7 separate regions of the Homo sapiens genome follow, and regions 1, 3, 4, 5, 6 and 7 are each linked to region 2. Evidence: chromatin loops called from intact Hi-C (ENCODE). Cell type or tissue: mammary epithelial cell. All regions are shown on one strand. Region 1 holds the start of LOC105375053 (a long non-coding RNA gene). Region 2 overlaps UNC5CL (unc-5 family C-terminal like). Region 3 has its middle 190 kb from the start of UNC5CL. Region 4 overlaps LOC101929555 (a long non-coding RNA gene). Region 5 has its middle 27 kb from the start of LINC00951. Region 6 overlaps LRFN2 (leucine rich repeat and fibronectin type III domain containing 2). Region 7 overlaps LOC102723789 (a long non-coding RNA gene).

Region 1 (4,000 bases), 200 kb after region 2:
ACATCTTTTTGGAGATACAATCCAGCCTGTAACAGGAGGTTTAACAATTCCTATCAAGAATCTTGAAGAGGCTGGGCACAGTGGCTCACACCTGTAATCCCAGCACTTTGGGAGGCCAAGGTGGGTGGATCACCCGAGGTCGGGAGTTCGAGACCAGCCTGGCCAACATGGTGAAACCCCATCTCTACTAAAAATACAAAAATAAGCTGGGTGTCATGGTGCCTGCCTGTAATCCCAGCTACTCAGGTGGCTGAGGCAGGAGAATCGCTTGAAGCTGGGAGGTGGAGATAGCAGTGAGCTGAGATCCTGCCACTGCACTCTGGCCTAGGTGTGACAGAGTGAGACTGTCTCAAAAAAAAAAAAAACAAAAAAACAAAAAAACAAAAAAATAGAATCTTGAAGAAACTCCCTTTTCAGTGAAAGAAAAATGTGTAACACTCAGATTGTGGGTACCTTCAGAAATCTTCAAGAAATGTTATGCAAACATAAGATAAAGAGAAATTTGAAATGTCAGAAAAAGTTCCATGAGTTTGTGCTGTCCAGCAACATTGCAATAAATGATATCTTCAAGGTTTTCCTGGGAGAACCTACCACAAGACAAATTTTCTCATTTCCAGAAGAGATATCTGAGTGATATGTGTAGTCTAATTGAATGGAATACAGATGACCAAAGCTCAGTTAAGATAAAGTGACACTGTGTAGTCACATGTGCCATTTGAAATACTTAATACTATTACTGACCCCAAAGAAAATATAAATGCAAGCCAAGTCACATCTCTGCAGAATCACAAGCATACCGGCCAAGATCTCTTTTCTTTTAGAACATTTCCCCAGGAAACATAAAGTAGTTCATATAAATATGCTGACATCTTTCAACAGCTGGAAGGACTCATTCTGGGTGTTAACACAGCAGGGAACTGGAAGAATCAGAACTGGAAGAAGAAGAAGTGATTGGCATGCTGACACGCTGCTGTAAGAATTGCAGTGGGGAACAATTACATTGCTCAAAGAACACTTCACAATTGGAGGGAAGAGAATTATGTCAGTGCTGAAGGATTTCACAGCTGTACTCCAAAACAAACCTGGAAATGTACATTATAGGTACTGGAAGCAAAAGAGTCTATTATTTTGTCTTCTTTTAGGTAAGTGGTAAAGTGCTGGGAGGTGGCAGAAATGATAATTCTAAAGGGGCAATTCAGCCTCCTTGTCAGACTTGGGTCTTGCTGGTTGTCATTTCCATATGTGTCACTACTTCTTTGGAAAAGCAGGGCTAGGCTTCGTATAGAATATAAGCATGAACCCAGTCTGAAAATTTCTTTTTCATTCTACCCAGAAATGATTCTCTTACTATATTGATTTAGGGCTCAGAAAGTTCCTAACATCAATTTGTAGAGATACTTTTGGTATATAACTGAAGGAACAGTTAAAAAAAATCTGATTTAGAAACACTGGATGGGCAAAACAAATTTAAGACTTTGATTTAAGAAAGCCCCTAGGGTTATTCCAAATTTAAGTAAGGGTGATACACAGAACACAGTAACCTAGTTTACTGCTTTACCTTCCTCCCTGCATGTAGACGGGATTATAAGGTGCATGTGCATCTTGTTTGGGTTATTAAGCCTTTGCTCCTTACCTCCTGACCTCTTCCTATATATCCTGCTGTGTCACACTGCGTTGGGACCTTACCAGGTCCAGCCCTCCTTTGCCAGATCCTTCTCAAATTCTGTCACTAGGGGGCACTAGAGGGAGACTGGAAGGAGGCTCATGCCGTCAGGACGGGCTTATTCTTTTTTTTTTTTTTTTTTTTTTTTTTTTGTACTTTAAGTTCTAGGGCACATGTGCACAACGTGCAGGTTTGATACATAGGTATACATGGGCCATGTTGGTTTGCTGCACCCATCAGCTCATCATTTACGTTAGGTATTTCTCCTAATGCTATCTCTCCCCCAGCTCCTCACCCCACAACAGGCTCCGGTATGTGATGTTCCCCTCCCTGTGTCCAAGTGTTCTCATTGTTCAATTCCCACCTATGAGTGAGAATATGCGGTGTTTGGCTTTCTGTCCTTGTAATAGTTTGCTGAGAATGATGGTTTCCAGCTTCATCCATGTCCCTGCAAAGGACATGAACTCATCCTTTTTTGTGGCTGCATAGTATTCCACGGTGTGTATGTGCCACATTTTCTTTATCCAGTCTATCATTGATGGACGTTTGGGTTGGTTCCAAGTCTTTGCTATTGTGAATAGTGCCGCAATAAACATACGTGTGCATGTGTCTTTATAGTAGCATGATTTATAGTCCTTTGGGTATATACCCAGTAATGGGATTGCTGGGTCAAAAGGTAATTCTAGTTCTAGATCCTTGAGGAATTGCCACACTGTCTTCCACAATGGTTGAGCTAGTTTACACTCCCACCAACAGTGTAAAAGCATTCCTGTTTCTCCACATCCTCTCCAACATCTGTTGTTTCCTGACTTTTTAGTGATTGCCATTCTAACTGGCATGGGATGATACTTCATCGTGGTTTTGATTTGCATTTCTCTGATGACCAGTGATAATGAGCATTTTTTCATGTGTCTGTTGGCTGCATAGATGTCTTCTTTTGAGAAGTGTCTGTTCATATCCTTTGCCCACTTTTTGATGGGGTTGTTTGTTTCTTTCTTGTAACTTTGTTTAAGTTCTTTGTAGATTCTGGATATTAGCCCTTTGTCAGAGGGTAGATTGCAAAAATTTTTCCCATTCTGTAGGTTGAGGAGGGGCTTATTCTTTTCTGTTTTGAGTTTGGTTCCTATAATAAACAGTTGCTTCTCACCCAAGCAACTGTTTGCCCCAAGTGGTGGCAGTTGGTTCCAGTTCTTTTCATACTTCCAGAACTAGACTCACTATGCTCTCTTAGAGCCACCTGCCCAGCCAGTCAGTGCCTGTTACTTTGATGCCTGAGCCTGGCATGCAGGGACCCTCGTCCAAGTCACCCAGACACCATCAACAGCCTCAATGGCATCTGACCCTCTTCAGAGCTGCTGAGACATCAGCACCTTTCCCTGAGCTTCTAAAAACCCCATCCTTGCCCCCTTTATTCTCCTGGCCTGGAGGGTGTCGCTGCAGTGGTCGCCTTTGCCTTTTCAGCTCTCCAGTATCTGTTATCTAATTCCTTTTGTGAAATTTCTTCTGTTAACAAACTGATGCTGAGTCTCTTTTCCTGACCTCATCCTGACTGAAAGGCACCTATATCTTCATACATGCTCTCTGCTTACTGTTTATGTAGCCATGGTGTTCGATGTGTCTGTAGGTCATTTTCTGCCACGTAGAGCAATAAGAATTAGATGGATGCATATGTTTTTGCACAGAGCTTAAATACATCATCATGCAATCTGCTTTGCCTAATCCTCGATCCCTCCCCTTAAATAATGCTCTGGCGTGTTTAAATGCTGCCTGACCTGAGGAATCTTTATGGTGGGTACTCAGTCATTAGCTGAGTCATTATATTATTACATTTCCTGCATGGAGAGTGCAGCAGCAACTTCAGATAACAGCTTTGAAGAATGCTTAGACCATCTTCACTTACTTCTGTCTCTGTCCTAAAACTCAGTGAATTATTGTCTTGGGATAGTTGAAGCTAAATATTTGAGACACAAAAGATTCACTATTAGGTACTAGAGAAAAGCTGCCATAATAAAAGAAAAGGACCACTTTATTAAATACCAACTAGGGCAGATCATTCCTGGGATTAGCATAGTATCATAGGAGATTTGCTCTTCACGCTAGTATCAGACTACTCTGTGATTTAATCCACATAGTTGCAATGTAGGGAGCTGTCAGCCAAGAGTATCTTGGGAACCTTTTATAATGGCTATAAGATGCAGATTTAGGAGTAGTACTCCTTCACATGCATGAATATGAAATATCCAGTGGTCTATTTGAGCAGAAAGTTTTTACTCATAGAAAGAACTTGTGCCATCTCTGAGAGCTTTAATGAAAACAAACCTTATAAACTTGGACAAT
Region 2 (4,000 bases):
CGCAGACTGGCCTCCCACCTGGGGCTTTGCGGCATGAAGATCCGGTAGGAAGAGGGGTGAGGTCTGTGGATGGTAGAGGAGGGTGGGCTGGAATGGGGTTCCTCAGGACACTCTGGAGACTGGATCACAGGCAAGGGAGTGACTTAAAAGTCAGAGAATGGCTACTGTCCACCCTATTTCCCATAAAAGGGCAGCTCTATTAATCACTGTATCATCAGTACCTAGAATGATGCCTGGTGCATAGTAGGTGCTCAATTAACATTTAACAGTGAATCCATTAACATGGAAGTTATTTGGTACATGTTGAGTGCTTGCCATGCTATGCCCTGAGGAGGAGCAAGACAGATTATAGGATAATGTGTGTAAAGCATGTAGCTGGGTGCCTGACACTTGTTAATTCAATAAATGTTATCAATAATGGTGACAGTGCAGTCATGATCCCTGTCAAGGAACTCAGAAAGCAGGAGAATACTGAGCTAAGCTCCAGAAACTACACTATGAGTGCAGCGGTCAGGGAAGACTTTATCCTGGTGATGGGGCTAGAGCTGGACCCTGAAAACAGGGTGGATTTTTATTTATTATTATTATCATTATTTGAGACGGAGTCTTGCTCTGTCGCCCAGGCTGGAGTGCAATGGCGCAATCTTGGCTCACTGCAACCTCCATCTCCCGGGTTCAAGTAATTCTCCTGCCTCAGCCTCCCGAGTAGCTGGGATTACAGGCACACGCCACCATGTCCAGCTAATTTTTTATTTTTAGTACAGACGGGGTTTCACCAGGTTGGCCAGGCTGGTCTGCAAACTACAGGGTGGATTTTTAAATCATTCATTTAAACATTTATCAAGTACCTATTATGCCCTGGAAACTGTGCTAAGCACTATGATACAAGATGAATGAGGCATGGTCCCGGCGCCTAGGAGCGCACACACTAGTAAAGGGTTCAGAGAGCTTGAAAAATAAAGGCAAGTGTTCCTTGTGCCTTCCTGTAAGAATCCAGTATTGTATAACACATTGAAGAGAGACAGAAAACAGCTGAAGCAAGAATAATAATGAACTGCGGGCGTTATGACCAGAAGTCTGAACTGAGGGATGCAGAATGTTCTCTTCCACCTGGGAGGGGTGAACTAGAAAGGGCTTCAGGGAGGAAGTGATGGGGAAGAGATCAGCCATTTTGTTTTGGGGAGTAGCAGAGGTGGCTGTGGGTGTAGTGTGTGCAAGGCGAGAAAGAGAGAGGCCTGAGCTAAGGGGGTTCAGGATGGGAGAAAGGAGAGAAAGCATAAAGACAGGGCAAGGCCAGGTGCTGGATGAGCCAGAAAGGCTCATGGAGCGTGGGCTGGTTAGGAGGTGAGAGACTCTGGAAGGTTTTAGTGGACGGGAGAGTCGTGATAAAAAGCCATGGTTTACAGCAACTGTTTCCTTAGTAGTGAGCAGGATGTTGTGGCCTAGGAGAGAGGGAGGAAGGAGGGAGTTAGGAGGCTAGGGGGAGGCTAGGGGTGTATTTGGAGTGGGGGAGGTAGAGAAGGCAATTACAGAACATCAGAACTGTAGCAAACTTAGAGGTCCTCTTGTCTAAGCCCTCATCTTAATAAGAGGAAACTGAAGCCTAGAGAGGAGTAGGGGTCAGAGTTGGCCTCCAAGCCAGGACAATCTCAAGTTTCAAAGCCCTGGGGCTTCCCACCTCCTGTGCCCTGGAAGGCAGGCAAGAGCAGGACAAGGACAAAAGCTACAGGATGGGGAAGGGACGGACCTTGCGCTGCGCAGCCCAGGGAGCCTGCAGCAGGGGGGGAGCCCCTCCCTGCTCCTACACCCTTCTCTTCCTCCCCTACCTCGGGCCAGGTTCCTGTCCTGCCAGCGCAGCCCCGCAGCGGCCATCCTGGAGTTGTTTGAGGAGCAGAACGGCAGCCTGCAGGAGCTGCACTACCTCATGACCGTCATGGAGCGGCTAGACTGCGCCTCCGCCATCCAGAACTACCTGAGTGGGACACACGGCGGCAGCCCAGGCCCCGAGCGCGGGGGCGCCCGGGATAACCAGGGCCTGGAGCTGGACGAGAAGCTCTGAGCGCCCAGCGGGCAGGGCCGGAGGAGGTGTAGGGGCGAGAGGGGTTGTTCTCCTACGCCTAAGAGGAACACAGCAGCTGTTCCTGGCTGTGCCCACCACCCTTCCCAGAACCCTCGGACGGTGCCAGGGCCGCCCGCGTCCTCGCCAGCCTCCCAGCAGCAGGCGCGCCCTTCCGGCCGCGAGCTGTCCCGCGTGCGGGTCCCCTCCTGGCCGGCAGAGGGCGCAGGAGCCCAGGAGATGGCCTCAGCGTGGCCAGCCTGCCAAACTGACCAGGGGACGGCCACGGTCCCCGCGTGCACTTTAGGGCCGGTCAGGCCCTAAAGTATTCACTGAGCACTTAGGAAGACCGGGCATTGGGCTGGTGTCATGAAGAATACTGGAATATAGGAGGTAGGGTCTGGAGCCCTGACAAGCACACAGTTCTTTTGCAGGAGTCAAGATGTGCTCATAGGAGCCAAGGGCAAACTCGAAAACAGCCCTGCCCTGTGGTTAGGGGAGGTGGGTGTGGCTTTAGGAGTTGAGAGGGGAAGAGCTGAGTGCGGGCTGGAGCAGCGAGAATGCTTCACGGAGGATGTTGGGGAGAGAGGATTTGATTTGCCGAGTGGTTTGGAGATCTTTAGGGGCGGGTAGGGGAAGAGGGTGGCTGGACTTAAGGTAGGAGCCGAAAGTGGGCATGGGAGCCCATCCCCGTGGGTGTGAGGCCGGGGTAGGACCAGGCTTCCCGGCTAGGCACGCCTGGCTGGCTGCCTCTGCCTCTACTAACTTCCTTTGTCTCTTTATCCTCCTGCTTAGGCCGTGTCTTCCTCTCTCTCTGCCATTTTCTCTATCAGAAAACATTAAAGCTGAGTAGAAACTTCAAGATGATCATTCTGGCCCAGCCCTTTTATCTCTTTATCTCCAATGGTGTGCGTTTTAAGTTTCTCTGACTTGGTTTTTCTGTCCCTGTCTCCCACAGTTGTTCCCGCTCTGCACCTGTGTTTCAGTTACTCTCTCTCTCTGTCTTAGATCTTTTTGTTTCTGCCTAGTCTCTGTGCCCTGTCTTTGTGTGTTTCTTTCTCTGCCTGAAACCCTCCCTCTTTTCCCTTCAGGCATATGTCTCTAAACCAATGTTATGTATCAAAGACTGTTGAAAGAGACAGGGCTACTCTAGGAATGGATGGGTGGGGATATTTTCCCCATGGATCAAGATCCAGTTTAGGGTTGGGAAATAAAGGATAGGGATAAAAGAGGCACCCCATTCAGTCAGCAGATACTTATTCAGCACCTACTATGTGTTTGATACTGTATACAAAAGACATGAATGGGCTGGGTCCTGAACAGAGAATAAAGGGTTTGACTCCATTCTGGAAATTCTTTTGTTTGCAAACAGGTGTTGTTAATTTGTTCAAAGGCAGGCAAACAATCTCTCTGGCAACACAATTTTCTTCTGTATTTAATTAAAAAATATTAAAGCTTTTTTTCTATGATGAATGATAAAATATGAAAATTGCCTTCCTTTGTTACTAACTATATTTTGCTCAGATTGGCAAATTTGGATGTGAGTATGAATGATTTTATTTGGTAAAATTGTACCTATGGGGATGGGTTGGAGGGAAGCATTTTGTAGATTGTGCTTCCAGTATGAAAATTACCTGGGTCCCGCATGGTAAGTCAGGGAGGTTCCCTTCCTTTTCTGTTAGATGCAAGCCTTCAGAAGCAGGCCTTTCCATCCCTTCCCTGTTCCCCTATCCCCACCAGTCCTCTCCTACCCTTCTCATCTGTCCTCCTTACCCCATCGGGTGCTGCCAGTCACGCCAGATTAGTGCCCCGGACTTTTCCCCCTTCACTTAGCTCAGGATTGAACTGTGCAGTAGCCCGGCACTGTTTAGCCAAAGACATCATTGTGTTCCTTCCTACCCTGGAAAAAATCATTTTAAGAGTTTCACATCTACTGGAGTTGCA
Region 3 (4,000 bases), 180 kb after region 2:
TAATGGTGCTGGTCTCTTTAAGATTTGCACACTGGGAGGGAGTACGAGTGGGAAGGATGGAGGATGATAAGAGAAGGAGGAGAGTAAGAAAGTTTTCTTTTTTATTATACTTTAAGTCCTGGGGTACATGTGCAGAATGTGCAGGTTTGTTACATAGGTATACACTTGCCGTGGTGTTTTGCTGCACCCATAAACTCATCATCTACATTAGGTATTTCTCCTAACGCTCTCCCTCCCCTAGCCCTCCACCCCCCGACAGGCCCCAGTGTGTGATGTTCCCTTCCCTGTGTCCAAGTGATCTCATTGTTCAATTCCCACCTATGAGTGAGAATATGCGGGGTTTGGTTTTCTGTCCTCGTGATAGTTTGCTGAGAATAATGATTTCCAGCTTCATCTATGTCCCTGCAAAGGACATGAACTCATCATTTTTTATGGCTGCATAGTATTCCATGGCATATATGTGCCACATTTTCTTTATCCAGTCTATCACTGATGGGCATCTTGGTAGGTTCCAAGTCTTTGCTATTGTAAATAGTGCTGCAATAAACATACATGCACATGTGTCTTTATAGTAGAATGATTTATAATACCATTATATACCATTTAAATACCATTTGACCCAGCAATCCTATAACTGGGTATATACCCAAAGGAAGTTATTATATAAGTGGAGCCTCTGTGATGCCAAGCACTGGAGGGCAACTTTCAGAGGTGACTTTATTCAGTGGCTTAATGAATGGTATTTTCTTCCATTTCTTCCATTTTCTCTTATTATGTAATAGCTAGAAGCCTACCAATGAATTGAGAGAGGTAGCAATAACTCTAAAAGCCACTTTTGGCTCTCTTTAGATGGTACAAAAATGATGTCAAGGCATTTACAAAAATGTTTTTTTTGGCCTAATCTCAATTTTAATGGGATTAGGACATAATAACAAACTAGTTCTGAGAAAGCACCTTCACCTGAAGCTAAAATATTGCAATTCTAGAATGTAGCTTTTGGAAGAATGAATATTTAGATGTCATTTTCATCCTCCAAGGTACATGCAATCGGTGTAAGTACTGCCTAGAATGCCTCTCCTCTGCCTCCCCAATTATGTCCACTGAATTTTGCGGAACTCTGGAGAGAACATTTGGAGTTGGAGGGCTCTGGCAAAGGTCTGAAGTGCAAGCAATGGATACTGAAAAAGGGATGCATCTGTTAGGCATGTAGGCGGCTAGCATGGCATCTTGGTATGATAGTTAGGACCCTGGTTAACTTGCAGGCTTTCCTAAGTCTGCCTGGAGTTGGATTCTGACAAAGGATGCATTAGTAGTAAGAGTAGCTAACACTGACTAGGCACTTACTATGAGTGTCAGACATATCTGTATGTTATGTGACTACATCCTTAACCCAAGATGAGTGAGTTAATTAACTTACCTAGACCACGCAGCCACTAATTAGCCAAATCCAACCCAGCAATGATGTCTTATAGATACCCAAGATCAAGCTGTTGACCAGTTTCCCCAGGACTCAGTGAGAACAGAGAGGTGCTCATCTGGGAAGGCTGGAGAGAGAAAGAGGAGGTGCACCAAGTGGCCATAACACCCAAATATATGAACCAGGTGAGGCGATGAGAAAGTTATCTACTCACTGGGCGATACTGGCATGCTTACTACAGGAAGGAGGCTGTTGGGAAGGCAGAGCCATTTGGAAGCTGACTATTCAAGAGACCTCAGAGACCATGCTGAGGCATTTAGACAGAAACCAGTGAGGAGAAAAGTTGAGAGCTGAGCTGGGAGTGGAAATGGCTGACCACAAGGAGGCGCAGAAGACACAAAATTTGTAACTTACAGGTCTCCTGGACCTCAGCCTCCCTTCTCCCACAGGCACCCTCTAGTAGGACGGTCTCCTCTCTCCCTCCTCTCCCACCACATCCATGTCCAAAGCCTCCTGCCAGAAACTACCTTATCTTCTTAATATGCAGTCTAAGCTTGACTCTTTCCCCTAAAAACTTCCTAGACTTTCACATCATCTTTCTTTGATCTACTTAATACCTAGTGTGTCTGTTCACTGCAAGACAGTCCCTGCTGGGACCAGACCAGGGCCCTCCCTACTCCCTATACATTAAGACGTCTCTCCATGGAGAAAGATCAGAGCCCTCTCTGTTGCTGTGCACACCCAAGATATCTGCCTTTAACTCAGCAAGACAAAGGCCCACACCAACTCCTCCATAAATCCACCACAGTTACCACCTTGAAAGTTCTGCCACCACAGGGACTCACACTGAAGTTGAATTTTGTAGGTCAGTGATTTCTGATTTTATTTTTATAACCATCAATTTCCACATGAAAAAATGTAGCAGTTTTCTTTTTCCTTTCATTATCTGCTTTTTTCTCTCAGGTGCTTATTGCCTTGGCTTCTGTTATAATGAACCCTTCCTTCCCCCACCTGCTTTCCCAAATCCTCCCTCCGTTGTCAAAATCTCCTACTTTTTAAGCTTTCATGGAAACTTTGCCCCTGATATACCACAGCCCTCCAAGCCCAGGCTGGGCTGTGCTCTCCCAGAGATGCTGAGAGAACTGCAGCAATTACTCATCCAAACTCCACTGGGATTCCCACAGACTCTCATCCTCCTTCCTTCAGTACCCTAGGCCAATCCTTCCACTGTACCCTTCCTCACTTCTTCCTCTGCAATCTTGCTCCATTAACCCAGCTTCCTTGATAGCTTTAACATCCCCTTTCCATATTCCCACCCTCAGCCTACAGACATTGCTCATTTTTCTCAAAAACCACCTTTGAGCCTCCTCTTGAAGTTACCAACATTTTTATTCTCAAACTTGGTGCTCGCTGCTTAGCTTCCACTTGTCTTTATTCTACTGTATCTCAGTACAATCTAGCTTTCAGTCCCTAATAACTCCATAAAACCATCCTTGCTACGGTCATCAATAATATCCTAATGGTAAAATCCAATCAATTCTCATAGTCCCCAGTGCTCACTCTGCTTTATTTTATCTATTGGCCACTCTTCTTTTTTGCAAACTCTGGCTTTGTTGGCACCATATAATCATGGTATTATATACTTTGTTATTTCTCTGTGATCTCTTCTTTTATGATCTTAGGCCTTAGGGACTCAAGGAATTTTTAAACATCTGTTATGTAGCAGTGCATTGTGCAGTCATAAACGGTGCTGGTGCTAGCTCCTCCTGCTGTTCTCCATTTCCTGTGAGGCTTGTAGGCATACTCTTTTCCTGTCTTCCCTACCAGCCTGGTAGTATGGGCCTTCACTTGTGAAATGAAGGAAAGTTAAAGGGAGATGAGAAAGGACAAGAGAGAGATAGATGTAAATAACTCTTTTTGTCAGCCTTCAATTGTCTCTCAAGGTGGGGAGAAATATATACGTTGGTAAAATACTCAAAATATTGTCAGTTCTTCAGATGCTATGAACCTTTGAGTAACAAAGTCTACCAAATGACTTAGGACAGCATGAAAATATTCCCTGAAAATAATTTTGAGAAGGGGTAGTGGTAACAGAAGATCTGAGGCCAGCCCGTTTTTCCCCAAGCCTGCTCCATGACCCCCTTCCAGTCCTCCTTTTCCAGCCAGAGGATCTCCTGAGCCAAGGTTCCATTCTCTGGATTCCCCAATCATTTCACATGATCTTGTATTTCACATGGCCCATCTCATAATGCCTCTGTCTCTTCTGCCTCCTTTGAGTTTCCATACACAAAAAGTCTATCAGAAACAACTCTCACCACTGACAATGATTTTTAGTGACTGCCTGGGAAAGAACACTCCCATTTGGTGTAATTTTTTTAAAAAAGAAATTAGTGGATGGGAAGTGTTAGTAATTTCAAAAAGTTTCCTTCTTCTAGTAGATTTGAGCAATTTGTCCAATCACTGTGTATTAAGGAATTTAATGTGTGAACAAGCATTTCCTGGAAATATTTCAACCAATGGTATCATCTCTGTAGCTTAAGTGATAAAGGACAAAGAGGAAATATATGGGATAAGCTTTTCTGT
Region 4 (4,000 bases), 130 kb after region 2:
GATCCCTATAGAACACCAGCATTAACAGGGCAGCTTGAGGAGGAGATCAAAGGGAACATTAGGGAGGTGGGAAGGAACACACGAGAATGTCCCAGGACCCAAGGGAGGTCATGGAGTGCACTTCATGTGTTAGTCTCTTCAAATGGACTGAGGATCCTAGCAGACGTATTACATATTTCTCTTCTTCCCAGCAGAGTCCCACTGTCAGCTATTTGGTATATTAAATTATATTGAGAATCTATATTAACTTATAGTAAGAATCAAGATCCACAGTAGAGAGGATGGGGAAGCAGTTTATCTTCCTGACCATCCCCTGTGGGTGGGGTTGATGCCACAGGTTCTGGGCCACACAGAGCTGAGATTGAGAACTGGCTGTCTGTGTGATGTTGGGCAGCTTACTCAGTGACTCTGGGCCTCAGCTACCCAATCCATCAAACAGAGATACTAACACCTACCCTAAGGATGTTCAGACAATTACATGAGATACTGCATGCGAACATTCAGCATATATGAATCCTGTCCAGTAGCAAGTGCTTGCTAACTGGTAATCACTATCGCCCTGAGGTCCTTTTCTAGCACCCAGCTCAAGATTGGAGCTCTAGCATCATGTTTTGAAGGAAGAAGGGAAAATAATTTTGCTAGTGAAAAAAAACCTGGAGGAGCATGGGCTTGCCAAGAGTTAAGGGAGCAAGCATAGACCAGGGTGTGAAAGATAAGCAGAGAGCTATCTTGGGAAGAGCTCCGTTAGGACTCTCAACAAAGGCAACATCACAGAAACAAAAGCAAAAGGATTCTCAATGAAGAACAGACTGGCCACAGGAAGCTGGTTATAGAGAGATCCAAAATGGAGGCGGAAACTAGTATGAAGAACTCCAAGTCTGGGTCCTACAACTATTCTGTATCTTTGCTGTTTCTTAGCAATTCAAATGTTTCTAGCATGAAGAAATGACAAATATTTTGTCATTTTGTCTTTGTGGAGTCTGCTCTGCCTCCTTGACCATTCTGTCATGTTTATGTAATTAGCATGGTAGAAAGAACATGCATATTGGAGTCAGAGAACTCTGGGTTTGAGTCCCTGCTTTATCACTTACCCACCTGTGTGATCCTGTCAAAGTTATTTAACTCCCTGTGCCTCAGTTTCCTCATCTGTAAAATGGGCTAACTCACTTCAGCCAGTTACTATGTGGTGTAAATGAGATTAGTGTGCATAAACTGGCTGGCACAATGCTGACGCATAGTAGGCACTCAGTAATTATTTTTGCCTCGTTTTTCCTTGTGCCGTAAGTAAGGAAGTTTCTATTGCCCTTGAGAAGAAGGTCTTAAAAGCATATTTTGTCCTGTCCGGAAAACCCGTTCTGAGGATGGAAAATTTTGCTGATGAGTGAACTTGGAAGGATCATGTTTCCAGGGTCAGGGCAGAAAGGAAGAGGCCCAAGCCCTGGGGAAGGAATGGCATCAGGGCACAGCTTTGTGGTGGTGACCCACAACCGCGGGCCCAGCAGGCCCTGTGGAACTCCCACATTGACTTCCCTATCTATGAAACAGTGCCAGTAACTCAGTCTCAATGCTTCCTTCCCCTTCCCTGTCCCCTGAGGATCCCGGGACTGTGAACTCCAGTTGTGGCGGCTCCGTAGCACCTCCTCTGCTGCCTCCCAGAGGTCACTTCCAGGATGGCCGTCCCAGAGGAGCCCTCCTTCCAAGATACAAATGGCCTTGGCCCCGCTTCACCTGACCCAAAGGCCGATTAAGAGGTCTGTGGGGGTCCGGAGGGATATCTCTCAAAGGGCCCCTCCCACCGCCCAATATATCGTAACTCACAATTGTACAGCACTTGGAAGTTGTCAAAAACGCTTTTGCATTCCCCATAATGTAGGCAGGGAAGCTATTTTACAGAAAAGGGAAATGGAGCCTCAGAGAAGAGACCTGCTTCTGACAGCATGGCTAATAAATGTTGGAACCAGGACTTGAACCCAGGAACTCCCAGCCCAGGGACATTCTGTTTTATAAATACGGAGGGCACAACGTTCCATCCCTTTGACTTGTAATTAGTGGGTGTTGTATGTATGGTTATGAGCTTTACCCATATTTTTTGGTGCTAGGAGGGAATCTGTCTTCCTTCCCCACTACTCTTCCTCTCCCACACCACTGTTTCCTTGAGTCTTTAAAAGGTGTCCTGAAGTACAGAACTCCACCCCCCATCTCCTGGAGGGCCTCACTGACCCACCTGTGGTTGCCTCTAACACCCAGGCTTGAGGAGTGAAGCCATTTCCCAACCTGCTAATGGCACTGCTGGGAGCTCAAGAAAGCTATGCTTTCAGGTGACGCATTGTCATGCCGGTCTACACGAACATCTCTGTCCCCTGTAACAGCATCTGCCATAGCAGCAGCCCAGCTCAAATGGCAGGCAAAAAAACTTGTCTGGTGCATTCCATTAGAGAGCAGGAAGTTACCAGCATTGATTGAAATTCTCAGGTAGAGTGAGTACCAGGTGGCATTTGAAGAGGATAATTTAATTCAATAGTTTATATTCCACTTAAGTTCCTCCTCTATCTGACTGCTAGTAAACAGCTGTAAACCGCCTCAGCTGTCTTAGAGGTGAAGAGGAAACACAGTCTAGAAAGTAAAATGGTGATAGCAGGACAGAATCTCAAGAGACCAAAAACCCCTGGGAAAATAGGCATAGGTGGCCTGGTGTGTGAAGGGTGGGTGTAGGTGCAGGAGGCCCCATTCCCTCCTGGGCCCCCACTGTGCAATCATGAGCTCACAATCAATGATCACTGACGGTTCCTCCTGCTCTGAACTCCACACTGTTACTGGGGAGCTCAGTGGAGTGGGGAAGGAAGCTGAGAATGTGGATTCAGAAAACCAGAGCTCAAACCTGGTCTTGGCTCTTACTTCTTGCAGGACCTTTGGGGCAATCCACACTGTCTGTCTCCCTCCAGGGTGCAATGAGAGGCAAAAGAAAGAACGTATATGACAGCGTCTTATGCCCGAGAGGGCCAGTTGGATGTTAGTAGTTACTGTTGCATCGTTATTGGAACAGAGAAGCCCCCAAAGGCCTGCTTCCCATCGTTCTCCTTGCCCAAGGGCTGGGAATCCTGCAGGAGGGCCAGATCTGTGCTCAATCCAGGCAGGCAGTCACCCTATGATTTGAAAACTGTCCAAACTATGCCCGGCCCAGCAAAGCTTGCCTCCGCATAATGGACCTGTTGAAGCATGGTAGTCTGTTGCCTTAAAAGGGTAATGGTGACATTTTCTCAGCCCCTGACACCTAAGCCTCCTTCCCTTCCCTGATTGGTTGGTTGGCTCTCACCTTAGGAAGCAGAGAGGAGACCCCTGAAACGGGTGGGACTAGGATGGGTGAAATGTAATCATCTTGACCATCCTCAATTCACTTTCTCCTGTGTTCCTGGCACTGTTCTGGGGTGGGGTCACAAAGCAGCACTCATGTCATCTCTCCATTTATTCCTCCATTGGTTCGGCAGGCACTGTGAGAGCATTGCCTATGGCAGGCGCTGAGGACACAGAGATGAAGGGCGTGGCGGGAGCTCAGGAGCCTGGCATCTGGCTGGTGGGCCCGGCACACACACAAAGGATCTAAGTCCTCCAGTTGGGCTTCCTAGTTCCTCTATAACCAGAAGCGAGGCTGCCTGTGGGCACCTCAGGAATTCTGCCACCATCCAGTTCCTGCTCACTGCTTAAAAAGTCTAAATAATTGGAAAAAAGTGATATGATCTGTTTAATACAACCATCTAGTTAAATGCCACAGAGTTCACCTACTCTTCATTGTCACAGGTAAACTGCGATGTCTTCTTCTGTAACGGTAGCCCTGTGCTGACACAGTCTCGGGTTGCTTTCTGTAAGCGTCATTTGAGTTAAATATGTGAAGAAGTGGGAAGGAGGGGCAGACAGCCTCACTGCAGGGCTGGACCCCCATCCTGAGGATGGCCTGGCAGCCTTGATGATGGTGGCTAGTTGCATGTGTGTGAGCCTCAGCCAC
Region 5 (4,000 bases), 700 kb after region 2:
TGCCACCTTGGAGATACCTGTCAAAACTGCTCCATGCCAGATGGGTGCATCTACTTGCAGGGCAGTGTGCTGTGGTGGTTAAGATCCTGGAGGACCTGAGTTTAAGCCCCAGATCACCCTCTGGTTAGCATGTGACCTCAGGCAAATTAAGCAAATTTTCTGCACCTCAGTTTCTTCATCTGTAAAAGCAGGATAATCATAATACCTCAACTCATAGCATCCTTGTAAGGATTAAATGAGTTCATATAAGTAAGACACTTGCAATGTTGCTTGGCACATAGAAACTTACATGTAACTGCTAGCTCTTATTAAGTTTCTAATACCAAATTCATCAACTAAACTTCTGGAAAGAAGCCATGGGCTGGCTTTATAGGAACCAGAATACTGCCTAACCCCAGCTACTCATACTTTACTATGCATAGGACTCCCCCAGGGATCTTGTTAAAATGCTGATTCTGATTCAGTGGGTCTGGCCTGTGGGCTGAGATTTTGCATTTCTAACCAGCTCCCCAGGGATGCCAGGGCTGCTACTCCTGAGACCACACATTGAGGATCAAGAGGTGAAGGGATGCTACTGGCTGAATTTCGTGGCACTTGCCTTCACCAGCCCGGATATTTGGCTATTTCAGGAGGCTGGTGGGTCAGCGGCCCTGTGCTGCTTCATTCCGCCCCCACCTCCCACCCCCAGGGAGCTGCTACCCAGAGCTTCCTTCCTGGGGAAAAGGAATGATCTGCATACAAGAGGGATGAGCCTGGATTTACCACCCAACAGGCTCTGACAATCTGTCTTGCTAGGATATTCCTGATCTATTAGAAATGACACAGAAATCCATTCCTAAAAATTCCTAGCAGCTGAGGACAGTGAGAAGGCTGCTGGGAGAAAAAGCAGTGAGTGGGTGGGTGTAGCTCCCCACTGGCTGCCCCAGATCTTGACAGGCTGGGCTGGTAAGTCTGTCCCTCCTGAGCTGTGTGGTTGGGGAAGCTTACCTTCCCTGAGGAAGCCTGGCTTCCTCAGCAATAAGTGGGAATCACAAGAAGCCCCACTTTATAGATCAGTATGCATGCATGTGAACAGTTCAAGACTGACTGTTAAGTTGAAGAAAGCAAATTGCAGCAAAGCATAATTTCATTTTTTAAAAATGTACAATCATATTTGCAAACCCATGGGAAAGTCTAGAAAAATACATATCAAACTGTTAAGAGTAGTTACCTTGGGGAGAGAGAGGTGGGATTATAAGATACTTTTACTTTCAATATTGTGAATATTGTGAATTTCTATATTGTTTGATTTTTAAAATAATGAGTATTTATTACTTTTGTAATTGGAAAGCCTCCATTAAAAAAAAATCTGCTTCAAATGGCTAGTGTCAGCCTTCTGGACCACATGGGGAGAGAGGGATTTCCATACGGTCCCTTCTAAGCAGCACAGGCCACAGGGGCTGGGGGCAGAAGCCCTGGCTGAGGGGCTTAGCTCTGCCACGCAGTCCTGCGCAGGTTCCTCCATCTTCCTGAGCCCCTGGTTTCTCATCAGCAAAATGGGAATAATAACAACCTGAATCAGGAGGTCACCATCCAGGGAACACCATGAGGACTGAGTGATAGCACCTTCGCCCAAGCCCGGACACTCCGCTCCTCCCCAGAGAAAAGGAGGAGGGCAGGGCTGCAGGAGGGCCTGGGAACTCTGCTAGGCTTCTTAGGGTAGCACTGAAAGCTCCCACAGTTGGGCATTCCTCAGACCAGGAAAGGAGAGGAACAGAACCTGGTGCCTGGAATATGACAAAGTCAACTTACCCTATGTTCCACTCTAAATCTTTCATGCCTCCCAACCTCTGCTCATGCTGATCCCACTCCCGGGCTTGCTGTTCCTGCCTCCTGATTTGCCCTTGTCTCCCTCACCTGCTGCTTCCTACTCACCTTTCAGGAATCCTCTAGGAATCTTCCCTGAGCCCCTGGTGAAGTTGGGGGCAGGGAGCCCCTCTTGGCTGTTACATCAGCAGGCTGCATTTCTCTACCCTCCTGGGCTCACCTACTGCACAGTAATTACCTGTCTCCTCTTTGAGACTAAGAAGTGGGCAGGTAGGGGTCTTATTCACCTTTGAATCCCCAGCAGCTGGCAGAGTGCCAGGCACTTATTTTTACCTACCTTTTCCCTTGTAAACCTTTTGACATAAACCTCTTAGATTATCCTGGGATTTCCTAGTTGGCTCCTTTCTGCCAAGTGCGATCTGGCAGGACTATAAGGAAGGCAGAGGTAGGAGTGGGCTGGAGAGCTGGGGTGGCAGTGAGGGCATGGTGCCCTCTTGCGGCCAGGTGCAGGGGTGGCTGCAGCATCCTTACGGAAGAAAGGGAGGAGAGGACAGGTGGGCCGGTGAGCTAGATAAGATAGAGGAGGGTCTCTAGGAACAAGTAGAGGAGTGGGGAGATCACTGCATTGGCAGTTTCCCCAGCACAGCTAGGAGTGGTCCTTCTTCCATAGATCCCAGTGAGGGGCTGTGGCTTAGCTTAAAAGCATGAGAAAAGTTGGAGGAAGCCCAGAGACTGCTCCCTTGTGGAGAGGAGGACGCCACTTGGAGGTGCGTCAGGGAAATGCTTAGGCAGGAGGATGGACGCAGAGGTCCTAGAGGTGTGTGACCTGGGAGAGGGACATTGGTGCAAGGCTCCTGCTCACACATTGATGGAAGCCTGAGAATCGAGAGGCCCTCCAGCGAGGGAAACCAGACCGGCTTTCTCCGGCAGGGAACGCATACTTGGAAGCCTCTTGATCCTCCTCTCTGCTCCAGCCCTTACCGTGAGTAGGTCTTCAGCACACTGGATACCATTTTGTGCTTTGAGATGTTGGTGAGGGACCTGGAGGGGGCTCAGGCATCCTCTGGGGTATACACATCTGTTTCCAGGTGACATCTCTAGGACATCACACCCCGTTCACAGTACCTCCTCTATCTGCCCCCAGAACCCCACTCTTCCTGTGGTTTCAGAGATTAACTGGCGGAAGGGGCAGGTGAGAATGTAGGAAGTGGGGAAATCTAGGGAAGGTGGGTGGATGAAGCCAGCCAGCTAGGAAAGTGCTGACCCCAAAGGAGCCCCCCATGAGAGGCCCCCCTCAGCAGCCCTGCCTCCCACACCAGCCCTCTACCCTTAGCTCTCTCTAAAACAACAGAAAATCTTGCCTGGCTCCTCTCACCACCCAGCCCAAGAGAGGGAAAGCTTTCTTTTCTCTTTTCCTTCCTGCCCCTTCCCCATTTCTGGCCCCATCACCCCTTTCCAGGCCTCTATCCTTCTGTGTTCATCCTGACCTCTTCCCTGGCCTCGTGGCTCTCACTTTGAGAGTCAAACATGAGCTGGTTGGAGGAACACTGGGTCAGACATCCAGGGACCTGGGTATGCTGCTGATTTCACCACTGATGTTCTAATTTCTGAAAGCTCCCCAGAGCTCAGTGTCTTCACTTGCAAAGGGTTGGGAGGTTGGATTGGATAATCTGCCACAATCCTTTTAGTTCTGACATCCTGGGATGCATTAGGCTCCGTCAATCCTTGGCGACCCCTTTCCTAAAGCTGATCCCAGGGTCATAGTTAGAATGCATCAACTGCCTTAACTGATGTGAGACATTTCCTAGGGATATAGCCATATGGGAGATAACCTAGAGGAAATGTGAAAAGTATCCAATTCCTGAAACATCACTGTTTCCTCATGCCATGTGAGGAATCCCCACCCACAGAAGTCATCTGCTCCAGCCCCTGCATCAGGCCCAGAAACCAGAGCAGACAGACCCTGCTCACACTCTTTCCTTGCTTGTCATATGACCCAGGGACAGTATCAGATAGTTCCTGCCTTTACAGCCCTCTAGGACTTCACATTTCCAGTCATCCTCATGCCTGGCCCCTTGTGGGACAAGGGAGGGGTCTACCAGGGCCTCCTGAGCAGGGGGGCAGCCAAGGGAAGTACTTAGTTCACCAGAAGCCTTCATCAAGTTTCACTTCCTGGAGTCTAACTTAAACCTTT
Region 6 (4,000 bases), 480 kb after region 2:
ATTAAGATTTGAGAACCACTGTTCTAGAACAGTGGTTTTCAAGCTTGGGAATGCATCAGAATCACCTGGAGGACTTAGTAAAACAAGGATTCCTGGGCTCACTTCAGAGTTTCTAATTCAGCAGGTTTTGGAGTGGGACCTGCGAATTTGCAGAATGGAGCTGCAGATTGAAGACCACACTTTGAGAACCACGGTGTTAGAGAATGAAACAAAAAGACATAGCCCCTGGTGTGGGAATAAGTGTGCCTCTCACCTTGTATAACTTGTATAACACACGAGGATTTTGTATAAATGGATTTTTGTATCTGTGTGACTTGGGTAGGTCTTTTTTTTTCTTTGGGCTTCAGTTTCCTCAACAGTGAAATGGGTGAATTGGACTTGATAGGCTTGAATCTTCCTTCCTTCTACCGCTGATCTTTCTTAACATTTGATTCTATCATGTTGGTATGTCAGAGCAGATCAGAGTAATTATATTTATAAAAATTTCTGCTGTTCTTATTAAGAATGTTCAGTGAATTCTTCAATCACTGTGCGTTGCTAGGTTCACTGCTAGTGTATGATCTTAGCATCATGTCCTGTGTAGTTCTATCCCGGAATCAATCCTCAACAGCCACTTTCTACTCAGATGCTTGATGGTGTTCACCTTTGTGTATTCATTTGACACATAGTTATCAATCACTATCTACTCCCTGCCATCAGGTTAGCTGCTATGATTAAATCCAAATGAATTAATTAAACTCAAGAGATAAATGTTACAACAGATAATAGAAAAACCAACTCAACTAGTTGAAACGATCAAGGGTATTTATTTGGTTCATGTATTTGAAAAGTCCAGTGGTGATGTGGGCTTCAGGAGAAGCTTGAGCAGGCCTTGGGCTCCATTTCTCATTGGCTCTATATTCTGTCTTCTGTGTACTGGCTTTGTCCTCCTCGAGCTGACGTCCTCCCTGGCCTCATGTCTATATACCCTGCTTTCTTGAAGAATGTGAGTTCCTGAAGGACAGAGACCCTACCTCAGTTGCTCATTGAAGTATCTGCCATTGCCCAGAATAGTGCCCGGAATGCAGTGGACCTTCTGTAAATCCCTGCCCCTAAGCGCTTTGTCCCTAAGAGTCACCCCCAGTGGACTGACTTGGATCACATGTTCCTCTGGACTAGTCTCTGTGGCCAGGGTCATGGACTGTCACTGATTAGCCTAGTGTCATGAACCTCATCCATCCTTGCGTTGGTTTACCCAGACTCACAGGAGGCCCTACACCGACATCTGGAGATTTTATGACGCATCTCTTGAAGGCAACGACTCCCATCCACTGCAGTCCACCTCTTTGGCTGCCAACACATACTCTTGTACTACATATGCACATTTAAAAATACTCCATCTACATATGATATACTCACCCCATGCCCGCGGGGAGACGCTGTGGAGTTTTACTTAGTTTCTGCCTACAACTCCCTGTCCAGCATCTCTCAACACTGTGAGTCCTCTTCATCCTCTCCAGATAGAACTCTTTATGGCCTAGGCACTGACTTGTTAAATGGTAAGCTGTTTACACCTCAACACACCCAATATACACCAGTGGAGAAAGAATATGAAAATTGCAAAAAAAAGCAAACAAAACTATACCACTCCCATTTGGAAAATAGTAAAATTGGAAAGCCACATTGTGGCCACTGGTCTGTGGTCCCCGGTACCTTCTTCTGGCAGTGCATGCTTTCTTTGGTTAGCTAGTCTGGGGTGGAAAGTTCTTTCTTGTCCATTGTCTTCTCTGGACTCCTCTGAGATGAATATTAGAGAAGGCCTCTCTTCTGTGCTACTTTGACGGATGCCCCCTACTGGATGAGGATGGGAACTTGAAGTATGTCTTAAGGTTTGAGCAATCAAAGGCCATTGCCAGCCAGGCTTGACAATGTGACTCTCTCTAAAGACGTTAGATTACCAGTCCGTACACTTCCCAGTCAATATCATGTGCCAATAACTGCAGCAAGAGATACTGCTGAGTCAGTCTTAAGTCTGAGCATTGTCTCCTAGCAACAGAGCTGCTTGCTCTGCTCATACCCTAGCCCTTCATTTCATAGCTTCGGCCTCCATATTGGGCTGTACCTCCTAGGGGGTCCTCTTTGCCTTAGGATAGGGCATTACCACTGCCGTTTGCTTACTGGCTGTGCCGCAGCTGCACCCTCACAACAGAAGTAATTGTCCTCACTGCCAGAAAGAGAGTAAGAGAGTTTATTTATTTTTATTTTTATTTTTTATTTTGAGACGGAGTCTTTCTCTCTTGCCCAGGCTGGAGTGCAATGGCACAATCTCAGCTCACTGCAACCTCCGCCTCCTGGGTTCAAGCGAATCTCCTGCTTCAGCCTCCCAGGTAGCTACAGGCAAGCACCACCATGCCTGGCTAATTTTTGTATTTTTAGTAGAGATGGGTTTTTTTGCCATGTTGGCCAGGCTGGTTTTGAACTCCTTACCTCAGGTGATCCGCCTGCCTCGGCCTCCCAAAGTGCTGGGATTACAGGTGTGAGCCACCACTCCTGGCAGAGGGATTATTTCAACAGTTGTTTGTGCATGGTCTGGGGATTCACACTTCCTGGTGAGCCCAATCTTATGTTTCACTGTGGTTCCCACCACCTATCTTTGCTCACATACAATAGCATCACTTTTCCATCCCTACCAGACTCCAGATTATCATAATCTCAGGAAATTTGGATTATAGGCCACAGCAATAACCTCACAATAGCAAAGCCATTTTTTTTCTCTCTTTTCTCTCAATGGGCCACTTTGAACCAAAGGTTGTCTTTTTGTTGTAGGACCTTACTTTTTGTTGAAAGCCATATGAAGTAATCAATTTATTCCAATATCCTAAAATTTCTTGTCTTCCATAGCTTTATCAGGTACATAGCCTGAGACCAAAGGAAAATGAAGCAGCAGTTTAACCACCCTCCTTGTCACTGCATGACAAGTTTTGCCAATTCACCAGATTAGGGGCATGAGAGCTTGCTACTAGCCCAGTTGACATCTTGGCGCAAATTAGAAAAAACCTCCTCTCTTTCTCAAGTCACTTGACTGTCATTTTGCTAGAAAACTGTATTGCAAACATACAAATCTGTTGTGACTACCAATGTCATTGATGGCTCTGAGCTGTTCAAGGCACAGTGTGCCTGGAGGTCCTGAATGGCAACATCTTTGTTGCTTGTTGTCCCACCCCATTGGCTTGGTAATGTCTACCCTGCTGACATCATAGGGTCAATTATTTCCGCATCCCAATTCTGTTACCAAATTCTCAATTCACCGGTTGAAACTGATTACAAGTAGGCAAAAACCCAGTTTGATCTAACTTTTAAAAATGAATTTTATTGGCTTGTGTAACCAAGTGGTGTGGACCTCAAGTATGGGTTTGTCAGAATTCAGCTTCATTTCCCTGTGCTCTGTGAACTGGTTTTGTCCTTAGGCTGGCCTTCCTCCTCATGGTAGCAAGATGGCTATAGCAGCTCTAGCAGATGTAGGCTGCATGTTCATAGGGCAGAGCATCTAAAGGGAGAGAGAATACATTCTCCCAACAGTCTTGGAAGGAATTCTGAGCTTCACTCTGATAGGACCTGTTTAGGCTATATATTCCTCTCAATCACTGTGGCCTCCAGAATTAAAATGCATTGGTTGGAGCCTCAACCTTCCAGGACCACATAGCTCCCCAAGTCAAAATTAGAGCTTTTGGGATAATAGCTGTACATACTCCTGATGTAACTGCAATGCTAAAGTGCTGATGGCTTTCATTTATTGAGTCCTGCAATGTGCATTGGAGCCTCAAAATAACTTGTAAGGTAGGTACTATTTTTCTTTTTTCATTTTTTTTTTGAGATGGAGTCTCGTTGTGTCACCCAAGCTGGAGTGCAATGGCACGATCTCTGCTCACTGCAACCTCCGCCTCCCAGGTTCAAGTGATTCTTCTGCCTCTGCCTCCCAAGTAACTGGAATTACAGGTGCCCACCACCATGTCCAGCTAAT
Region 7 (4,000 bases), 1.0 Mb after region 2:
AGGGTAGGTAGCAATCTGTGCCAAAACCTCAAACCCCAGCCTTGTGTTTAATTCAGAGCTCTGTATTGAAGGTTACATGTCACTGACTGCTGTGGTTTGAATATATCCCTCAAAGTTCATGTGTTGGAAACTTAATCACCAATGCAACAGTGTTGGGAGGTGGGGTATAAACAGAGGTGACTAGGTCCTCAGGGCTTTTCCCTCATGAATAAACTAATTCCATTATCAGAGTGAGTTTCTGATAAAATGATGAGTTCTGCCCTCTTCTCTTCCTCTCTTTCCATGTGATGCCTTCTGGCATGGTATGTAACAAGGAGACCCTCATCAAATGCAAACCCTCAATCTTGGACTTCCCAGCCTCTAGAACTATAAGAAATGAGTTTCTTTTCCTAGTTACCTAATCCATAGTATTCTTTTATGGCAATACAAAATGGACTAAGACACTGATCTGTCAAGTAATAAAGAGACACTTTGAGTTCTGACTTCATTTTTTATAAATGTCTCTTTGGGGAGCAGAAGACTAGACATCCACTATTCTTTACCCAGTGAAAAGAAAAACTTTTTCTTTTGGTAAGAGCACTTTCCTTTTGAAAAACTCTATTCTGACTTTAATCATGCAGTTTGAGTGAGATTGTCAATCACACTCTATAGGGTGGGCAAGTGGCCCAAGATAAGCCAATCAGAGCAACAGTAATGATTGGCCCTGCTTTGAGCATATGCTCATCTTTTGCCAGTGTCAGTCCTTGTTAAACTGAATTCTGGTTGTAAAGAGCCTTTACCTTTCCTGTAGTGAAGTTGGTAAGAGATGAGCATAAAGCAGCCAGGACCCCATCTCCCACCAGAGAGAGTCAGTCTTTCACAAGAAAGAAAGAATTTGACATTCAAAGCAATAGAAAAATCGGTGAGAATGTTCCAGAAAATATAACTGTCACTCATCCAGTCTTTCCCAGCTGTACCCATGCCCTCCCTGAGGCCAAAAACATTTCCTTTTTGTCTAGGGTAGACTTAATTGGATTTCTGTCACAAGCAACAGAGTCCTGACTGATTTAGTAGAGAAGATGTGTGGTGGTTCTGGGTCCCTGGCCATCATACAACCTCTGACCTAAATCCTTCACAGTACAGATTAGGTAAAGGAATGCCACAAAGTCAACGGTGATCAAATCTCCATAAATAGGTCAGGTGATGCTTCCCAAAGAAGCAATACCTATTAAAGGCATAGGTTTTCAGAACCCAAAAAGCATCATGGGAGAATTTAAGGAGCTTCAAGTAACAGACTAGTAAAAGTAAGGAAATTCTGCAGCAGGAAAATGTCTCACAAGCCATGTTACGGCATTTCAACTTTATCTCACAGGCGATGGGGAGCCACAGGGTTTACCGTCTAAGACCCTTAACCTCTCTATTCCATCAAAACAACTAATAGGTCTTAGACTGGCACTTCTTGTTTTCAGTGGTAGAAGTAGAGATTAGAAGTTAAAAATAACTGGAAGCAGAATCTGAGCTCATTGCCTTGTCCTTAGAAGTCTGAGGCAAGGGAGGATGGGACAGTGCTATTCCTTGGTGATCTTGAACCAAGTTACTGCCTCCCTGACCACCAACCCTACCCCTTACTCCCCACCCCCATCTTCTTATCTGTGACAGTGGCATTTCCCATTCAGCCCTTAAAAAAAAAAAAAAAAAAAAAAAAAAATTGGTTCATTGAGAAACCTTTGCTGACTCATGTACTAACCAACACTTCCACCTAGTGGGAACCTTTGGAAATCATCTCACAGGATCAACACCCCTCTTCCCCGCCACCCACTGCACAGCTTCTATAAAAGACAGAAATGTCCCATTCTCTGCTTGGTCTCTCAGTGACTGTCTCTTTGACCCCAGTCTTCCACTGCCATGCACATGAACATAGTTCCCTACATGGGAATAAGGCTTTGTAACCTGCAAGCAGTGCTCACATATCAGCCTCTGTGGCCTTCATCTAAAACAGTACATCCGTGCTTCCTGGCTCTGTTCGTCATCTTGGTATAAACATAGGATGGCAATAGTGTCCAAACATGGCATTCCTCTGGATCTTTCACTGTCTATTTTGAGTGGCCTTCAGCCCCCTCATATTCCTCCCTAGTGATTTTAGAAATTGTCAGTGCCAGTTGACAACTCCAGTCATCTGGGTGACTGTAATGTATGCCATGTTTATTTTTTTATCAACTATATGTTCACTCACTGGAATGATGTGTTCTTTTGGCATTCATCTCTAAATATTACAGCTCCTTGCTTAATGAGATACCAAAGCCCATGTAAGATACTGGGGACATTGTTATCTATGCTGAAAAGGCCACCATCACCAGATGTCCTCTAGTGTCTGAGCTACTAGTGTCATTGTCAAGGGTATTGGCTATTACCATTACCAGGACATCATCCCCACCCCCTGCCCCTACCGTCTCCCCTCACTATCAGCAGTTGTCATCAACTGGCTCTCTTACATATTCAATGTTCTATGAAGACAAAAGTTTTCTGCTCTACAGTCCAAAGGCTGATGAAATATTTCTATTGGAGAAAATCATCCCTACTTCTAATTCTACTTATTTCTATACCCCAACTTCTATCCACTTTTTTCAAACCTAGGGTCAGAAGAACAATATTTCTATTGCAACTTTGGATGAAGTTCCACCAAAGTGAGTTGTGCTTCTTCTCTTTTCCAGTGCTTAATTCTGAGACATGGCCAGGTTTGAGGCTGGGTAGGAGAAAAACAACTAGAGAGCCAAGTCTCACTGCTTTGTTCCTCACTTTGAGAAAAGGGCAGATGATTCAGGATCCTCTGATCTGGACTCCAGGCATCATTCTTGATGGATTTCTAGACCCAGGAATTGCCTTGGACATCATCCACTTGCTGTATGCTATGTTCAGCCTGGAACAGAACTGAGGGAGGAGGATGGGAGGGGAAGGAAGAGTGGGCAGAAGGGAGAAAGAGATAGAAACAAAAAGAATACAGTGAAAACTCCATGAAAAAGTAGAAAGTGTCCATATTTTTCAGGTCACTTGGTGGACATGACTTCCTGTCTTTCGTGTAATATGGAATCAAAATTATTGAAATAGACTGATTTGGTCTCCTTTTAATTGTCAGGAGTGAAAGAGTAAAGGGATGTGTTTGTTTTGCTTTGGGTCTATTTTTGGTCATGAATTTTGCAAGATTGCCAAAGATTATGTTTATTCTCTTGTTGGCTGAAGATTTCACCCTGTTTTTCTGAGAGGCTGGGCTTGTCTTTTCCACCCATCTCCTGGGAAAGAACGTAAAAAAAGAGGGAGTTGAATGGCTTCTGCAGAGGCAAGACTTGAGCTGGCCTGAGAGGAGGCAATGGCTCGGGTCCACAGAGAAGAAGGCCTGGATTTCAGTTCTCTACTTGCATCATGGTGCCTGTGTTAAACATTGCTAAGTTGCAGACTTCATGCACCCAGCACAGGCCCTAGCACAGAGTAGGCATGCAATAAGAGCTTGCTGAGTAGAACTGAACAGAGAATGTCAAGGTTATGGGGAGATACCTAGAGGGTTAATCTGGATCTTCTATGCAAAACTCTAGGAACAATGAAGGAGGAAGCTATTTAGTAGTTGAAAAGAAATAGCAGAAACTGGAAAGTGCAAATTCAAAAATAAGTCCTGCAGAGACATTTAGAATAAGTCTAAAATCTTAGTATCAGAAATTGAGAATTTGAGGAAATCTAGTTGAACCTGCTATTATAACCAATAAAGTGGCCGCATCTTGATCCTGCCACCAGTTTTTGGGCAACATCAGGCAAGGTTTTCTATCTCCCTCAGGTGGCCTGATTTGCATTGCCCAGGATCCTGTAAGAGGAAGGGAGGTGTCCCCTGTGGCAATGAATGGAGGGGAAGCATTGACTGTGACAGGAACAGGGCATAAGAATAACATGTTCTCATTGCAGCATTTGGGAAATACAAGGAACCAGAATAAAACTGTGTCCCCAGAGTCTGGTGGAAATAGGGTTTCTTCATTTA

What was found. A loop is a pair of places that touch in the nucleus more often than their neighbours do. Peaks named below come from ENCODE experiments on the same cell type or tissue, not always from the same donor. Only the 100,000 strongest peaks of a DNase experiment are listed, where the experiment ranks them.
Region 1: a loop joins it to region 2, with 2.9 times the contacts of the local background. A loop is called at or near these places in 3 of 110 quality-filtered maps.
Region 3: it touches region 2 in a loop (4-fold over the local background); 4 of 110 quality-filtered maps call a loop at or near these places.
Region 4: a loop joins it to region 2, with 17 times the contacts of the local background. A loop is called at or near these places in 69 of 110 quality-filtered maps.
Region 5: it touches region 2 in a loop (14-fold over the local background); 15 of 110 quality-filtered maps call a loop at or near these places.
Region 6: it touches region 2 in a loop (4-fold over the local background); 8 of 110 quality-filtered maps call a loop at or near these places.
Region 7: it touches region 2 in a loop (6-fold over the local background); 33 of 110 quality-filtered maps call a loop at or near these places.

Annotation. Positions count from the first base shown.
Region 1 is chr6:40,822,225-40,826,224 of GRCh38, reverse strand. It overlaps LOC105375053 (a long non-coding RNA gene), which reads left to right and starts at 882. Exons shown (of 3, transcript XR_926790.3): 1 at 882-1,142. In mammary epithelial cell, a CTCF peak has its summit at 1,722 (motif pointing right); no DNase peak of the experiment used is centred here.
Region 2 is chr6:41,026,432-41,030,431 of GRCh38, reverse strand. It overlaps UNC5CL (unc-5 family C-terminal like), which reads left to right. Exons shown (of 9, transcript NM_173561.3): 8 at 1-44; 9 at 1,837-3,537. The coding sequence ends at 2,059. Among named protein-coding and RNA genes, the nearest start is that of UNC5CL, 11 kb to the left of the region's middle. RefSeq lists a silencer at 2,134-2,243 and enhancers at 2,384-2,583, 2,654-2,723. In mammary epithelial cell, a CTCF peak has its summit at 2,267 (motif pointing right); DNase peaks (open chromatin) are centred at 2,291 and 2,531; H3K4me3 peaks cover 1,364 bases; H3K27ac peaks cover 317 bases.
Region 3 is chr6:40,843,604-40,847,603 of GRCh38, reverse strand. No RefSeq gene overlaps it. Among named protein-coding and RNA genes, the nearest start is that of UNC5CL, 190 kb to the left of the region's middle. In mammary epithelial cell, a CTCF peak has its summit at 1,787 (motif pointing right); no DNase peak of the experiment used is centred here.
Region 4 is chr6:40,892,735-40,896,734 of GRCh38, reverse strand. All of the region lies in intron 2 of LOC101929555 (a long non-coding RNA gene), which reads left to right. Among named protein-coding and RNA genes, the nearest start is that of UNC5CL, 140 kb to the left of the region's middle. In mammary epithelial cell, a CTCF peak has its summit at 1,652; no DNase peak of the experiment used is centred here.
Region 5 is chr6:40,327,146-40,331,145 of GRCh38, reverse strand. No RefSeq gene overlaps it. Among named protein-coding and RNA genes, the nearest start is that of LINC00951, 27 kb to the left of the region's middle. RefSeq lists enhancers at 182-820, 821-1,459. In mammary epithelial cell, a CTCF peak has its summit at 2,299 (motif pointing left); a DNase peak (open chromatin) is centred at 2,305.
Region 6 is chr6:40,548,291-40,552,290 of GRCh38, reverse strand. All of the region lies in intron 1 of LRFN2 (leucine rich repeat and fibronectin type III domain containing 2), which reads left to right. Among named protein-coding and RNA genes, the nearest start is that of LRFN2, 37 kb to the left of the region's middle. In mammary epithelial cell, a CTCF peak has its summit at 1,827 (motif pointing left); no DNase peak of the experiment used is centred here.
Region 7 is chr6:39,978,999-39,982,998 of GRCh38, reverse strand. It overlaps LOC102723789 (a long non-coding RNA gene), which reads right to left. Exons shown (of 6, transcript XR_001744112.1): 6 at 2,658-2,907. Among named protein-coding and RNA genes, the nearest start is that of MOCS1, 47 kb to the right of the region's middle. In mammary epithelial cell, a CTCF peak has its summit at 1,745 (motif pointing left); no DNase peak of the experiment used is centred here.